Linked DNA regions of Homo sapiens: region 2 is linked to region 1. Evidence: chromatin loops called from intact Hi-C (ENCODE). Cell type or tissue: K562. All regions are shown on one strand.

Region 1 (8,000 bases):
CAGCTCCTCTCTGTCTAGGCACATGGCTTTCCTTCCCTCCTCCTCCCCACCTCCTCCAAGAATGAAAATAAAGTAAAGGTCTTTCATGGTAAACAAAACCAGCTGATTCTTCACAGAGAACCCCTGAATAGCTGGAGAAGAAAAAAAAAACTTACAATAAATGGTGCATTTTTTTCTCTGCTGGGTGTAGTATTCAAGGATCAGGGCAGTATTCAAACAGAGGTCCATTTTTTGCTCAGCAAGAGAGTTTAGAAAAGAAGCGTGGAGTCCATTCAGAGCTCTCCCCCCTTCACAATCGAAGGGCTCTATGAAACCTATCTTCCATGCCTTGTCAGAGTGTTTCTGGGGACCAATTAGTGCTTTGTTGTACGGCTTCTTTGCTGAATCTTTGAGCCGCAAGAAAAAGCGCTCTTGAGTCTCCCCTTATTTTGACCATTTCAGTCATTACTCAGTGTAATAATTAATATGACAACTGGACGCTGGAGTTTGTATAGAAACACCTCAGCTACAGGAGCAAGTGTGCAGTGGGTGGTAACGAGCCGCACATCAGCCGGAGAAGCCACACACACAAAAAAAGCAATGAATGGCAAGAGAGAAAGAGAAGGAATAAAGATAAAATAGTTGGCACAACGCAGGGGAACATAAAACAGACTCAAATGAGAAGAAGGAGGGGGAAGGGGGGACAATTTAAAGGGGAGGGGGAAAAATGCCCTACAGAGGTTAACTTATTTTGAAACTGTTTTCTGAATAGAACCGTGGACGTGAGTGACCGGATTTCAGCCCATCAAATCTCCCACCCCCACTTTGTGGATCCTCTTGGAACTCGGGGGTGGGGAAGAGGGCTCCAGCAAACTTTAGGTTCTCCCCAGGGTTCTTCTGGAAGGTGTACCCAACATGCTACTCAGCCCAATTCCCAACCCTTTGCACCAGGTTTGGCTTCTGTTTTTATTTTTGCAAAGTCTGTTCCTCTTGGCTCCAACTTCCGTCTTTGGAGTTGTTAATGGAGAAGTTAGGGTGCTATGTAGATTCACCAGGCGAGTTCAGTACTACTACCCTGGGGATGAATGTTGGTGAGAAGCCATTCCAGATAGACCCCCAACAACTCTGCTTCGTTGACCCTCAGAACAGTACCCTGTGGGACTCCTGAGCCGTAAGGAGTCTCCCTGGTAGCGCGCAGCGGGGCCAGGCTCTGTGCTCCGGCCCCCGTGCGGTGCCCAGCTCTGCAGGTTCCCGAAAGTGCGCCCCGGGGTGGGGTTGCAATCCGCCCCGTGACGGCATAATAAATAATTAGAGGGTTTAAGCGTGTTAGCCACAGCTCATGCTAATGAGCCAGATAAGGGCTCACGCTAACCCGAAGTGACAGTTTGCATATAGGAGGGAAGAAGAAAAAATCCTGCTTCCCCCCCCACGCACAAACTTGATTGCTCCTTCTCAAATTCATGTCCCCAAATCCCTTCCCCCATTCCTCGGACTTCCCTCTTCTCACATGCCCCCACTTCAGCCACAACACACACACTATCCGTTTTTGACCCTTCCTTTGCCTTTCACCGGGTCAGACGGCATTGTGACGTCACAAAACCCCTGGGTGCCTATATCTGACCTGCGCGGAAAGTTCATTCTGAGTGCGTCCTGGCGAGTCTCAGCCCCCAAGCGGGTGGAACGCACCAAGGGTCTCATCCGCGAGGAAGGGCTTTAACGCTCAGGGTCAGGAACCTCTGAGAGCTCTTGGGGACTTGCGCGCCCTTGGATGCTCTTGCGTTCAACAGGGCTAGGAGACTACCGGCTGGGGCGAGGAATGCAGGCGCCTAGAGCCTTGGAGCTCCTGAAACGTTCCTGCCGCCTCCGGAAAGCAAGGGCAGTTTACCGAAGTGACTGAGGTCAGTCGTGTGTCCCCATTGTGTGGCCACGTGTCCTGTGTCCATCACCACCTTCCCAAAGTCCAAGCTCAGCCCGACTCCTTGCGGTGCGGCCTGGGAATGCTCTGGCCTATAAATCAGCTTCGTGGCTGGAGCTGTCTCCACCACCGTGGCAAACCTGGACGCTGGCCCCGAGGGCAAAGGGAAAGTGTACTCCTAACAGATTCAGGAGGAAGCAGCCGCAGCCTGAGCGCGGCATCTGCCAGGGAAACTGTGCGCCCCAGGTCAGCTAGTTAACTATTTCATCCCTCCCCACCACTCTTCCCTAGGCCAAGTATTTGCAGCACGGGCAGGGACCAGTAACTGATTTTCAGGCCTTTTGAGAGGAAGAGGAAGAGAGAGGAAGAGAAGGATTTCTAATAGTAGATATTCACTCTCATGGACTCTTTAGGAAACAGCAACAAAGACAAGATTAAGTAAGTTGATATTTTTAAAATGCTGACAACAGTGCACATAGTAAACACTGGATATGTGTTAAATAAGTACAAACAGACAGAAATAGATAACAGGAGGTATATGCTAATCATCTAAGATGTTAGAAAATACTGTTCAGATCTAAAAATGATCAAGGCTGACATGCTCATTGATTCATCAAATAACTATGAAACCTAATCAGAGGGGAATAAGACACAATGAGTGCCTTCAATACATTTGTGACTTAGTAGACATTAAAGCAGATGTATAAGAAAGTCCATTAAAACATGCGGTGGGGGCAACCATGGAGAATCTTCTTCCCCATGGTCCCTTCTCTTTGGACTCCCACCTTCCTGCATCTCCCACCCCAAATAAATACACAATCTAGGTAAAAGTGGTGGACTTGTTATGCAAACACATCCTAATGTCATCCAGCCCCTCTTCCCCAACCAGATGGTCACCCCTAAGCTTCTCCTATATAACAATTCATGAGCAGACACTAATGATTTCAACATACACACACCCTTTGACACGTTACTGTTAGGTGCAATGAAAAGGCAAGTCACTTAAAGAGACAGATCCCAGAAAATCCTGAAACTTTCTACCTCTGTGACCTCTGGCAAGTTGCTCATCGTCTCTCAGGCTCTATAAAATGAGAGGGTTGAGTAAGATGCCTCCCCTCTGATTCTGACTAAATAGAGAATACAGGCGTGGACCACATGATCCTCTAGTGGCAACCATTCCTCTCTTTGAATAGACGAACTTGGTTTGCTGTTCTTCTCCCACTGCCCTCCTGCCATAAGAACCTTCATTAGGCAAATGATGTCATCAGTGAGACCAGTCCTTGCTGGTGCCAGGATTATGGCTCTTGGTAGCCAGAAGGCAATGTCATTGGGTCAGCATGACTTTAGCCCTGGGGACTAGGGCAAGAGATCGGCCATTGGCACCTCAGGATGCACATGCAAACGGATGAAACTCACCATTGTCGCCGACAGCATTGCTTGGGAAATAGGATTCTCCTCTACTCCTGGGCAGTTTTGGGTCTAGGAATTGGGACCCCGAGAAGCTGTAATTTCTGCGAGTTGTGTGGGTCGTTCGCCACCTGCCGGTTATTTCGCAAACTGCAGCTGGGACTGCGAACATTTGCAACTTGATTCATTCAGGACTACTTGATTCTATTCCATTAATTCTTCTCCATACAATTTGGTTCAACCATAGAGCATCGTGAGGACTTAATGACGTTCTCCCCTGATACTCCCATTAGAGATAACTGAGATGTTTGTTAATATTCAGATTCTGAAGCTTTATCCCAGACCCACCAAATCAGAATCTGGCAAATTGGCTCTTTTAGCAAGCTACCTGGAAGTCCTTTTGTATACTAAAGATAAAGAACTATTTCTCTAGAGGTATTCTGGGTGATAAGACAGTCTCCATTACTCAGACTCATGAAGAACTAATATATTCTGATAAAGAAGTTAAACTAGCCATGTAAATATGTTAATACTTTATTTGGGTAAGAGGATGCCCTAGTGACTTGAGGGGGAGGAGAGGCTCAGTAAGTTATTACAAAGATGGCCTTTGATACTGGCCCTGAAGAATGGTCAGAAACTTGCAGCGGGAAGAAAAGATCCACAGGAACAACCTACCCAGCCCCGGAGCCTTTCGCTTCCTTGACTTTCTCCACTCCAGTAGCCTTAACCTCCATTCCTCTTCAGCCACCCCTTGCAAGTCTGCATCTTGGGCTTTGTCTTTACCCAAAAGAGCCCCACTTTGGAAATCTTAACTTTCCATTCCCATATGTAGCCTCATCCTCTGATTCTTCCTCATCCTCACTTCTGCCCTACCTCTCTCCAACCTCCTTTCCTGAGCTCTATTTCTTCCAATCTGGTCTCCCCCCAACTCAGGAAAGTTTGATTGATTAACTCATAAACCTGTAACTTATAAAATGCGTACCTTCCCATCCTAAAAAAAAGGCTGATACACTCTCTGACCTTGTGACCACCTTCAGCCCTCTGACAAATTTTTTGAACATTAGTCAACACCCACAGTTTCATTTATTTCTTGCTCTTCCCTCTGGAGTACCCAGAGTGTGTCTGTGGGAATCTTTCTGGATGAGGGGGGCTGAGTAAAGATTGTGGGTAGGGCTCATCCAATCTGTTGAGGGACTGAGGATGAGTGAGGGAGAACTTACTCTCTCTACCTGTCTTGGAGCTGGGGCACTAGTCTTCTCCTAACTTTGGACTCAGACTCATACTGGAACTGTAGTCTGGGTCCACAGTTTGTCAACTGCAGATCTTGGGACTCAGCCTCCATAACCACACGAGCTAATTTCTTGAAATACATGTCCATCTACATCTAATTTCTTACTGGTTCTTTTTTCTGGAGAACCCAGACTAATACAGTCACCCCGACTCTATTTTGCTACACATAAAAGATAAATCAGGTCCTACTTTATTTGATCATCTCAATGCATCTGGCCCTGCTGATCACTCATCTCTTCTTGAGATTCTCTCCTCCTTTGACTACCATGGTTCTTATCCTTCTGATCCTTTGTTTCTCAGTACTTAGTTTTTTTAGTTTCTCATCCCCAGTGTCAAGTTCCTTGATGACATATGCTGCCCTTAGAGTTTAGCTTCCACCTCTTCTGCTGATGACTCTCAAATTCTTGGTTCTGGACTGACCTCCCTGGGATCTGAAACTGGTGTGACCAACATTGCTACTGGAATATTCCATGGATGTATCAAGGGCAACATATTTGAAACTGAGATCATGCTTATTCCCTCAACTCGTTCCCTCCTTTTGTGTTCTATATTTCAGGGTTTAGCACCATCTGCCCACACAGTCAAACCAAAATCCTGGGGTCATGCCATACTCTCACCACTCTCTCACAGGCACTCCACAACCACCAAGTCTTAACAATTATACACACACACAGACACACACACACATATACACACACAAACACACACATTTAGTATGTATATAATATAAACAAATGTACATAATGAAAAATCCATCTGAATTTAAATCATTTTCTTCCTCCCTATTACTATATCATTGCTTTACTTCAGTATTGTCCCAGCTGGTATTCATGCTTTTAGTTTAATCTCCCTCAAATACTTTTTCTTCACTGCCACCAGAATGATCTAACTAAATGTCACAGTCACACGTATAAAAGGCATCAGAACATAAAAAAATGGAACTTTATATTACAGCCCCAGACAAAGAGATCTTTACAAAGTATCACATACCCTATTGCTCCTCTACAAAACCTTTCAGAACAGGGGAACAGGATGGCTGAATAGAAGCCTTCACCTATCATTCTCCCCACAGGAACACCAAATTGTGTGACTATCCACACAAAAAAGCATCTTCATAAGAACCAAAAATCAGGTAAGCCATCACAGTACGCTATTTTAGTTTTATATCACTGAAAGGGACACCTAAGAAGGTAGAAAAGACAGTCTTGAATTGCTGATGCAACTCCTCCCCCATCACCCCAACACTCCAGCAGCAGTGGACGCATGGCATGGACAGAGAATCTGTGTGCTTCGGTAAGGGACAGCAAAGGGATTGTGGGACTTGGCATTGTCCTGCCCTGCCATAGTGGAAAGCAACACCAGGCAGAACTCAGTCAGCACCCACAGAGGGAGCATTTAGACCAGGCCTAGCCAGAGGAGAACTGCCCATCCTAGTGTTCAAAAGTTTAGTTCTTGCAAGTCTCACCAACATGGGCTAAACAGCTCTTGGGTACTAAAGAAACTCAAAAGGCAGTCTAGGCCACAAAGACTGCAATTCCCAGGCAAGTCCTGACGCTATGCTGGGCTCAGAGCCAGTGGACTTGCGGGGCACATGACCTAGTGAATCCCCAGCAAGGGTTGCCAAGGGAGTGCTTGTCTCACCCCTCTTCCAACCTCTGGCAGCACAGCTCACAGCTCCAGGAGAGACTCCTTCCCTCTGTTTGAGGAAAGGAGAGGGAGGAATAAAGAGGGCTTTGTCTTGCAACTTGAATATCAGCTCAGCTACAGTAGAATAGGGTGCTGGGCAGAGTCCTGAGGTCCCTATTCCAGGCTCTAGCTTCCAGACAACATTTCTAGACACATCCTGGGACAGAAGAGACCCCACTACCTTGAAGTGAAGGACCCAGTCATGGAAAGAACCTTTGGGCCCTGAATGATCAGCAACAGTAACCAGGTAGTATATTCCATGGGCCTTGGCTTCAGGTGTGACCCAGCATATTCCTAGCTGTGGTGGCTATGAGGAGAGACTCCTTCTGCTTGAGAAACAGAGGGGGAAGAATAAAGGGGACTTAGTCTTGGAGCTTGGGTATGAGGTTGGCCGCAGTGGGGTAAAATAGCAGGCAGGCTCTTGGGTTCCCAATTCCAGGCCTTGGCTCTTGGATGGCATTTCTGGACTGCCCTGGGCCAGAGGGGGCCCACTCCTCTGAAGAGAGAGTCCCAGACCTTGCAGCATTCACAACAAGCTGCCCGAAGAGCCCCTAGCCCTTGAGTGAAGATCAGTGATAGCCTGGCAGTACTCCCTGTGGGTCTGGGGCAGTGGTAGCCAGGGTGAGAGACCCCTCTGTTTGTGGAAAGGGGAGGGAAGAATGGGAAGAACTCTGTCTTGTGGCTTGGGTGCCAGCTCAGCCACAGTAAAAGAGAGCACCAGGTAGTTTCCTAAGGTTTCCAACTCCAGGCTCTGGCACCTGGATGTTGAAGAGTTAGGTGTTTAATACCCTACTTGCAGTATGGGCTTCCATCTCTGGACCAGCCTAAGGCTGGGGAGAATGTGTCACCCTGGCTGGCTTTGCCACCTACTGATTGTAGAGCCCTAGGGCCTTGAGTGAACATAGGCAGTAGCCAGGCAGTAGTTGCCACAGGTCTTGGGCTACATCCAGTGCTGTGCTGGCTTCAGATCTGACCCAGTGAAGTCCTAGTGGTGGTGACCACAGGGGTGCTTGTGTCACTGCTCTGCTCCCCCAGCTCCAGACAGCTCAGCACAGAGTGAGAGACTCTATTCATCTGGGAGGAAGTAAGGATTAAAAACAAGAGTCTCTGCCTGGTAATCCAGATAATTCTTCTGGACCTTATCCAACACCACCAAGGTGGTACCTCTGTAAGCTTGCAAGAGCCACAGTATTACTTGGTTTGGAGTTTCCCCTGTTGCAAATGCAGCCGCAGTGATCAAAAACTTGGATTACAATATCCAAATTTATTAGAATACCTGGAAATCCTTTCCAAAAAGTACTACTACAAACAAGCCCAGATGGTGAGAACTATATAAAACACTAACTCTTCAATGCCCAGACACCAATGAACTAGATGGTCAAGTATCAAGATCATCTAGAAAAACACGACCTCACCAAATGAACTAAATAAGACACCAGGAACCAATGCTGCAGAGACAGAGATATGTGACCTTTCAGACAGGGAATTCAGAATACCTGCTTTGAGGAAAATCAACATAATTCAAGATAACATAGAGAAGGAATTCAGAATTCTATTGGATGAATTTATCAAAATTTAAAACAATTAAAAAGAATTGAGCAGAAATTCTGAAGCTGAAAAGTGCAATAGACATACTGAAGAATGTATTACAGTCATAAGATAATTGACGAAGCAGAAGAAAGAATTAGTGAGCTTGAAGACAGGCTATTTGAAAATACACAAA
Region 2 (8,000 bases), 64 kb after region 1:
GTTACAAGTAAACTTACCCTTAAGTCTCTCATAAGGGTACACAATGAATCTTAGGGTTGAGCAAGTCCAAACTCCCAAAACTCCTGAAGTTTGATAAACAAAGGCAACCGTGAAATGCCATTTGGGTCAGTCCAAAAGATTGTGAAAGGTAGAAAAATTTAGACTGGGAATACATTTTCTCTGTGTGACAGGTGTGTTCTCTCAATTGAAGAAGGAAGTAAAAGGACATGGAATGACTAACTAAATATCACTTTGCCATCATGCTGGATTGAGGGAGTATTGTCGTGATGCACTAAGGGCCATGAATTTAGAGTCAAGAGCCAGGATTTGGGTCTCCATTTTGTACACTACTAGCTAGGTTTGAATTCCATCTGACACCCTTCCAGATGGATGACCGCTTCTCCTTCATCTGTGAAATGGAGCAAAGACCCACTCTCCCAATTCCTGTGGCTCATGGAGGGGATTATGTGGAGTACCCTGTGCATAAGGGTGCTTGAAAGATCAAATTGGACTTGCTTGAGTTGAATAGGCCCTTGATCTTAGACATCCTTAAGTTTCAATAGGGAGAGCTCTCTATGATCTATAACCCCAGCCAATAACAGGTCACTTGTCACCACCAGCTCCGTGGACATAGACACTTAGCAGGCCAATAATAATATATAAAGAGTTGGTGGCAGCCACCACCTCATTGAAGCCAGGCTTACCTAGCAGCCACGGAGACAACTTCATGTGTGGGATTGTATGAGGGTCCCTGTGAATGATCTCTCATTTCCAAATATTTTTTGTGCTTAACATCATCCACTTGACTTTGTGCTAGATTGCACATGGCACTGGCATATGAGATAGAAGGTCAGCTTTTCATGCAGCTTTTCTTTCTCCTTCCCTTCTTTCTTCCTCGTTCCTTCCCTACTTCCACCATCCTCTTTCCTCCTTGCTTCCTTCTTTCTTCTTTCCCTTTTTTCTTCTCATCTTCCTTTCTCTTGTACCATTCTGACAATACTCAAAACCAATAGCCTCTCTTTTTTTCATCCTCTTCGACATTTTTGTAGCATTTGATACAAATATCCCCCAGGAATTCTCTCTTTCCTTAGCATGTTATGAATTATGTGGCCCTTACTTTTTAAAAACCTTGACTGTTGGGATTTTCTTCCTTCTCTTACTACTCCTTCTCAAACAGCACAGAGTCAGCGTTGCCAACTTCCTCTCTCATTCACATCTATCTCCTAATTCAGTTGATCATTTATGCTACCGATATTGATTGAGTGCCCACTCGGTGTCAGCCACATGATAGGATGCAATAGTGAAAAAGACAGACATGGTGCCTAGACCCATGCATTTTGTAATCTAGTAGGTTGTGGCTACATGGCATAATACATGGCAATGATAGAGAAGATGGCATGCCTCAGTAGTCTTAGGAGGTGCACCAAGGCACTGAGCCCAGGCGTGGGGTCAGTTGATGAGAAGAAGGGGAGCAGGGCCAAATAAGTGCTCCTGGAGTGACATAACCAATACATGGAGGAGGCTTTAGATGTCTTCTGTTTGACCCAATGTTGCTTGACCATAACTAGGGTTGTCAGTGACAGGTAACCAGATCTCAATGCAATGGTGAGCTCTCAGAAGACAGAATTAGATATTTGGGGATATGGGGGCCAACCTGCCAATGGATAATGTTTATGAGATACATAGTATCTTAAAAAGGATATTGGGAGGGTAGTTGTAATTTAGGTGGGTGGTTGGAATAAATAGCCCTACAGGTTATTTTATTTATTCATAATTCCACTCATATCTATTCACTCACTCCCTCCGCTTATTAAGCACAGTTTCACTCTTTACTTCATGTGTGAGATCCCTTTTATTCATCTGGTTTGGGGATTCTTATTTTTCCATGTGAACAGAGAGAACAGATGCTTTGTCCTAAAATCACCACTCCTGACTTCTGACCACTGCTGTCTCCAGGAGGCAGAGGGTAATAGCTGGGCATCATCAGCCAGCCTTTGGCTCATCATTCTTGCCAAGAGCTTCCTGAAGAGCATTCCTTCTCCAGAAAGAAAGTAGAAGCTACTTAAAAGAGAAGAATAAAACCCTCAAAAGTCTTCCTCCTGCAGGATGTTGGCATGCCATCTCTTCTTCCTTTGTGGGAGCTGTGGAGATCAGCACACAGGGACTGCTTCTCTGGGGGGCTGGAGGCCATTGCCTAAGAGGAGACATCCGGGAGCCTGGGAGGAGGTGGTGAAAACAGCCTTCTATTTCAGACCCAAGAAACCAGGATTTATTGCTCTCTCTGAGACAGGCTGGAGGCAAGCCTGGGTGCCTTGCTGGCTAACCCCTGGGGCTGGTGAACATCGGGTGGAGGGAGGGGCTAAGATTGGACTCAGCCTGCACCTTGAACTGCTGTAAATTGAATGGGCCTCCTCTGACCCACTGGCCAGGAAGCAGGCTCTGGCCAGGCCTGGGGGGTCTTTTGCTCAGTGGTGCTCCTGAGCCAGCCACCCCTTGGCGTCCCGGCTGAGCAGTTGACCCCGACTTAATGGGACCACTACGTGGGTGTCCAGGGCCAGCTCTCCAGCGGGCTGCTTCCTTTGGAGCCAAATCAATATTTATTAATGATCTGCCCCCACCGGGTGCCTCCGCTCCACAGAGGGCCTCTGTTGCCCCAGCCTGCCCAAGTCATTCATTAACCGCGGAGCCCAGCCGCCCGCCGGAGAGGCTGTTAAGGGGCTCACAGAGGCCAGCCCACCGGCCGAGGTATTTGGCAAGGCCATTAATGAGCTAATCTGATTTAACTTTTCAAAACGGAGGCCTGGGTCGCTGGGGTCAGTCTCTATTTCCAGCTTTGTGAGAGAGACCGGGTAGGGGGAAGGGACCTGCAGCCTTCACTAAAGAAAATAAGGGGTATGTGAAGAGAACTTAGGTTAAAAAGTGACTATCCCTAAATCCAGGGATGCTCAGGATGGGGCAGACTCAAGGCTGTCCTAGGGATCTTCTTCAAGCACCTTTAGAGCCTTAGTTTGTCACGCTTCCTTTCCTTCTCAAGGTGGGAGAAAAGGAATCTAAAATTTAAAAGCACCCCTTCACCACCACCACACCTTTATTCTAAGCCCAGCATTGCTTTTTGGTGAAGTGCATCGGCTGCAAAATTGTTCTTTCGGCTCAGCTAGCTCAGTGATCTTGAGCAAATCACTTTGTCTCTTTGAGCCTATTTGCTCATCAGTGAACAGCAATAATGTCTACCACCTGGGACTGTTTTGCGAATTAAAGGAGATGATGAAAGTAAAGCACTTAGCACAGTATCTGGTGCATAATAAGCGCTCAAGAAAATGTAACTTTAGAGGAAAAAGGGTAGTCCTACCTTTTTGCCTGGGAAAAATCAGAAGAGCCCAGGTGCAGAGGTTAGAGACATAAGCATGGACTGGCTTGGCCTCTAGTGGCCTCTGGGACCACTATCTTAGTCAGACAAGCAACTCTGGAGTTTATTATGAGGCTCAGGTGCAAGGACTGATGCCACAGATGCACCTGTTTTGGGTCAGTTTCTTCCCACCCCAAAGAAGGAGGCAGGCAAGTGCTCAGCACCTTGCCCATTTCACAGATGCAAAGCCAGAGACGCAGGAATTAAGTAGTTTGCTCAGACTTCCATGTTGTGTGGGTGGGAAAGATGAGACTTGAACTCAGACCTGCTGGCTTCAAACCCAGGATGTGCACACCCTTTGCACAATGTAAAGAGTCAGCACATGTGTCAAGGCTCGGCACTGAGTTTGTCTGGGGTCCTCTGTGGTCTCTCCTGAGGTCCTCACATTGCCTGCTTCACAACTCTGCAAGCTGGGAAGTGAGCCACATCAGGGATCGACCCCCAGTCCCCAACACCCAGCACCCAGGTGCCTCTCCCTGGTCTTGTTCCTCAGGCTTTGTCCCTGCTCTCCAACATGACAGCTGGTGAATTTCTCTTAATGGTTAGGTCTGACCTGGGTCCTCATCCTACCCTAGAAGACAAATAGGCTGCACCCAAGGGCATTAACTTTATGTAAGGGAATAGATCAAATGTGGAGCTGGGCTGCTGCCTGGAGGAAGTGAGCACCAGAGCTTCTCACCCTTTCTCACTTGTCCTTCTATAATGATAATACCACTATCAGATACTTAGAAGCACTTGTGTGCCAGACACCATTCTAAGAACTCTTCATACATGAGTTCATTTTAATCCTCCCATCAACCCTCTGAAGGACGTACTATTAGTATAGCTATTTTGTAAATGGGAAACTAGGGAACAGAGGGCTTAAGTAATTTGCACAAAGTTCCAAAGTAGAGATTGGAGCTAGGTGGTCTGGCTCCAAAGTGTGTATGATGAGTCCCCAGGCTTTGCCACTTCTCTGGCCTGGCTGTGTTTTGGACCTTTTCTTGAAGATGATGGGGTCCTGAAGCCACCAAAGGCCCCTGGACTCAGGTGAGCACCCTGCAGCCTCGCAGTGCTACCTCGGGGTCCCTCACAGCCTCTGCGACAAGGTGCAGAGCTCAGAGGTCTGGGATGTGGTGAGCTGTTTTGATCTTTGTCTTCTTTTTACAAAGACTTGAATCCTCTGAGTCTTGGCAACTTTCTCAAGTTCTTCAAATTTTTTGTTTTCGTTTTGTTTTATTTTGTCTTGTTTCTCCTACCAAGAGGGCTGAATGAAGCCAGGTGGCCCGATAAGAATTTTCCTCTGGAGAAGGAAAAAGTCACCCAGAGCTAGAAATATGCTGGTTCTGCTGCCCTCTGGCGTTCGCTGAGCGCCAGCCAGCCTGCACAGCCCTGAGTCAAGGTGGTGCACCCTGACTGAGGTCTGTGGGGAAGAATGTTGTTTCTCTGGTGGGAGGAGAAAGGAAAATGAGGCTGTGCATTTGGGAGCTGAACAAATGTAGTGACTGTACTTCTGAAAAATAAATGAGGTTGACACATTGATTGAAGTGGAGCTGACTTTTCAAGTATCATCTGGCCAGCCTCAGCCCTTCAGAGGATCCCACAGGTCTCTGAATATGAAACTCAAAAGGGTTTGCTGCGCCGATAAATCTAATACCCACATGTTACAGAAACTAAAGCCCAAGATTAGAAACCTCTTAATACCCAAGCTGGACAGAGAACCAGCTTCCTGATCCCAATCTCTGTTCTTTCCTCCTCCCTCCTCCTCTTCTTCCTCCTCCTCCTCCTTTAATCATCATCATTAAAATCTTTGTCATATTAATGGTTAACATTGATAAAACACATATTATGGGCCACTGTGCTAAGATGTGTCATATTGCTGCAGCATTTAATTCATCCAATAATACGGAAAGAGCATTTTAATTCATTTTGTGAATAAGGAAACTAAGGCTCCAGGAGATAAGACACTTGCCAGTTACACAACGAAATAAGTGGTAGAGACTTTCTAGGCTTGCTGGAAAACTTTCCACTCTGCTCTCTGCTATGATAAGCTAAGGATACAGTAGAAAAAAATTTTATATATATATATATATATATATATATATATATAGTGTATATATATGCATATATATACAGATATATATAGTATGTGTGTATACGTGTATGTGTATATATACATACACACATATGTAACTCACAGCTGAGCAGTAATACTGTCTACTATGTGCCAGTATTGTTTTCCATAAATCACGCATATTAACTCATTTAACATCATGTTGTTCTTATAAAGCAATACTTTCTAGTACTACTATTATCACCATTTCAAAGATAGGAAGAGTGAGGCACAAAGAGATGTAATAACTTTTCCTGGGCTCATAGATAGTAAATGCAGAGATAAGATTCAAACCTGGGCTGTCTGGCTGTTTTAAGACTCTTAACCATTGCTGGACTGACTATTCATGACACAAATAGGAAACCAACTCTGGACTAGGGCCAGATCCTGAGTATCCCAGATTTCATTGAGCCATGCCAAGGCAATTTCAAGTCACCAGGGTCTTCCCTCTGGGGTCTAGAGGCAGAGGATTTCATAGTAAATAGCATGTTGTCTTTAACATCAAAAGGACAAGAGGTAAGAGTTGGCAAGGATGCGGAGAAGAGAGAACCCTTGTACTCTGCTGGTGGGGATGTCAGTTGGCACAGCCATTATGGAAAACAGCATGAAAGTTTCTCAAACAATTAAAATATAGCTACCATACTTTCCAGAAATCTCATGTCTGAGTATATACTCAAAGGAAATGAAATCAGTATGTCAAAGAGATATCTGCACCCCCTGTTCATTGCAGTATTATTCACAACAGCCAAGGGAAACAACCTACATATCTATCAACAGGTGGATGAATGAAGAAAATGCGATACCCTCCTGACACACACACAATGGAATATTATTCAGCCATGAAAAAAGAAATATTGTCATTTGGGAGAACATGGGTGAACCCTAAGAGCATTATGCCAAGTGAAATAAGCCAGACACAGAAAGACAAATACTGCTTGATCTCACTTATATCCAATTCAAAATGTGTTGAATTTATAGAAGCAGAGAGTAGAATGGTGGTTGCCAGGGGGTAGGGTGATGAGAGAAATTGGGAGATGGTCAAGGGTACAAAGTTTCAGTCATAAGATGAGCAAGTACTGGGGGGTCAAATGTACTGCATGGTGACTATTGTTAATCACACTTTACTGTGTACTTGAAATTTGCTCAGAGAGATCTCAAGTGTCCTTGTCCCACTCCATACCCGCACAGGAAAAATGACTACATGAGATGATGAATATGTTCATTAACTTGATCATGGTAACCATGATGTATGCATTTATTAAATAATTACATTGTATTTATAATTTTATAATATAAATATATATGTGTTATATAAAATATATGCAATAGGTCAGGTGCAGTGACTTACACCTGTAATCCCAGAACTTTGGGAGGCCGAGGTGGGCAGATCATGAGGTCAGGAGTTCGAGACCAGCCTGGCCAACATGGCGAAATCCTGTCTCTACTAAAAGTACAAAAATTAGCCGAGTGTGGTGGCACGCACCTGTATTCCCAGCTACTTGGGAGGCTGAGGCAGGAAAATTGCTTGAACCCGGGAGGCGTAGGTTGCAGTGAGCCGAGACAACAACACTGCACTCCAGCCTGGGTGATAGAGCAAGACTCTGTCTCAAATAAATAAATTAAATTAATAAATAATAAAATATATGCAATATATACAAATATAATTATGTAAATATAAATTATACAATTTTATGCAATTGTAATTTTATATTATAAATATATATGCATTTTTTATTGTTCAATTATACCCCAATAAAGATGGAATTTTTTAAAAAGAATTTAAAAAAGAGCATCCCCATCACTTTCCATTTCCTTATGCTTCTTTATTCTTCTTCTTCAAGAATTTCCTGACATTGTCATGTATTTACATTTATTTATTGCTTATCTCGTGTTGTCCCTGCCAGAATGTAAGCACCACTAGGATGGTGACTCCCTTGTATGCACCCCACAATGCTTTGTGCTTGGTACGCAGGAGGTGCTCAGTACATATTTGTGGAATCTCCTTTGGTCATTCTAAATGTCCCCTAAGTAAGAAGGGGTTGCAGCAAGAAAGGACTTGTTCTGCCTTATTTCTGGGGGCAGCAGTTACTGCCAGAATTATGAACGATTCCCAGGCAAAAGAGAGATGATGAATGAGTGGAGGCAGGCTACCTCCGCAGTGTGGGGATGAGATTATCCATGGTCCTGAACATAGAGGAAAGAGTCAGGCCCCCTTGTCCAGGTGGGTGCCATTCATTGAAACCCCTTGGTGGCAATGTCCTGGAGAAGCAAGAAAGATCTTTTAGAAGATGCTGAGCCCTGGGTGACTCTAAAGTGCTGATTCCTTTCTCAAGCCCATGCAAACCTGGGTGGGAAACAACTCCCATTCTTGGCACTGACAACAGAGGTTCAGTGTACAACGCAAATGCTGGACCCACTGAGGAAGGAGAGCTTGGGGAGGAGTGTAGGTGACAAGGCGGGAAGCCACGTTCCTCACCAAATGAACAGAGCATGGTATTGAGT

What was found. Peaks named below come from ENCODE experiments on the same cell type or tissue, not always from the same donor. Only the 100,000 strongest peaks of a DNase experiment are listed, where the experiment ranks them.
Region 2: a loop joins it to region 1, with 3 times the contacts of the local background. A loop is called at or near these places in 10 of 110 quality-filtered maps.

The regions. Positions count from the first base shown.
Region 1 is chr12:102,944,466-102,952,465 of GRCh38, reverse strand. LOC112267865 (a long non-coding RNA gene) reads left to right here and starts at 1,621. Exons shown (of 4, transcript XR_945280.3): 1 at 1,621-1,877; 2 at 2,186-2,332; 3 at 5,664-5,723. It also overlaps a transcript of PAH not described here. RefSeq lists enhancers at 1-977, 1,586-2,513. In K562, a CTCF peak has its summit at 3,440 (motif pointing left); a DNase peak (open chromatin) is centred at 3,445.
Region 2 is chr12:102,880,138-102,888,137 of GRCh38, reverse strand. All of the region lies in intron 3 of PAH (phenylalanine hydroxylase), which reads left to right. All of the region lies in intron 2 of LOC124902999 (a long non-coding RNA gene), which reads right to left. Among named protein-coding and RNA genes, the nearest start is that of PAH, 33 kb to the left of the region's middle. In K562, a CTCF peak has its summit at 4,756 (motif pointing left); a DNase peak (open chromatin) is centred at 4,747.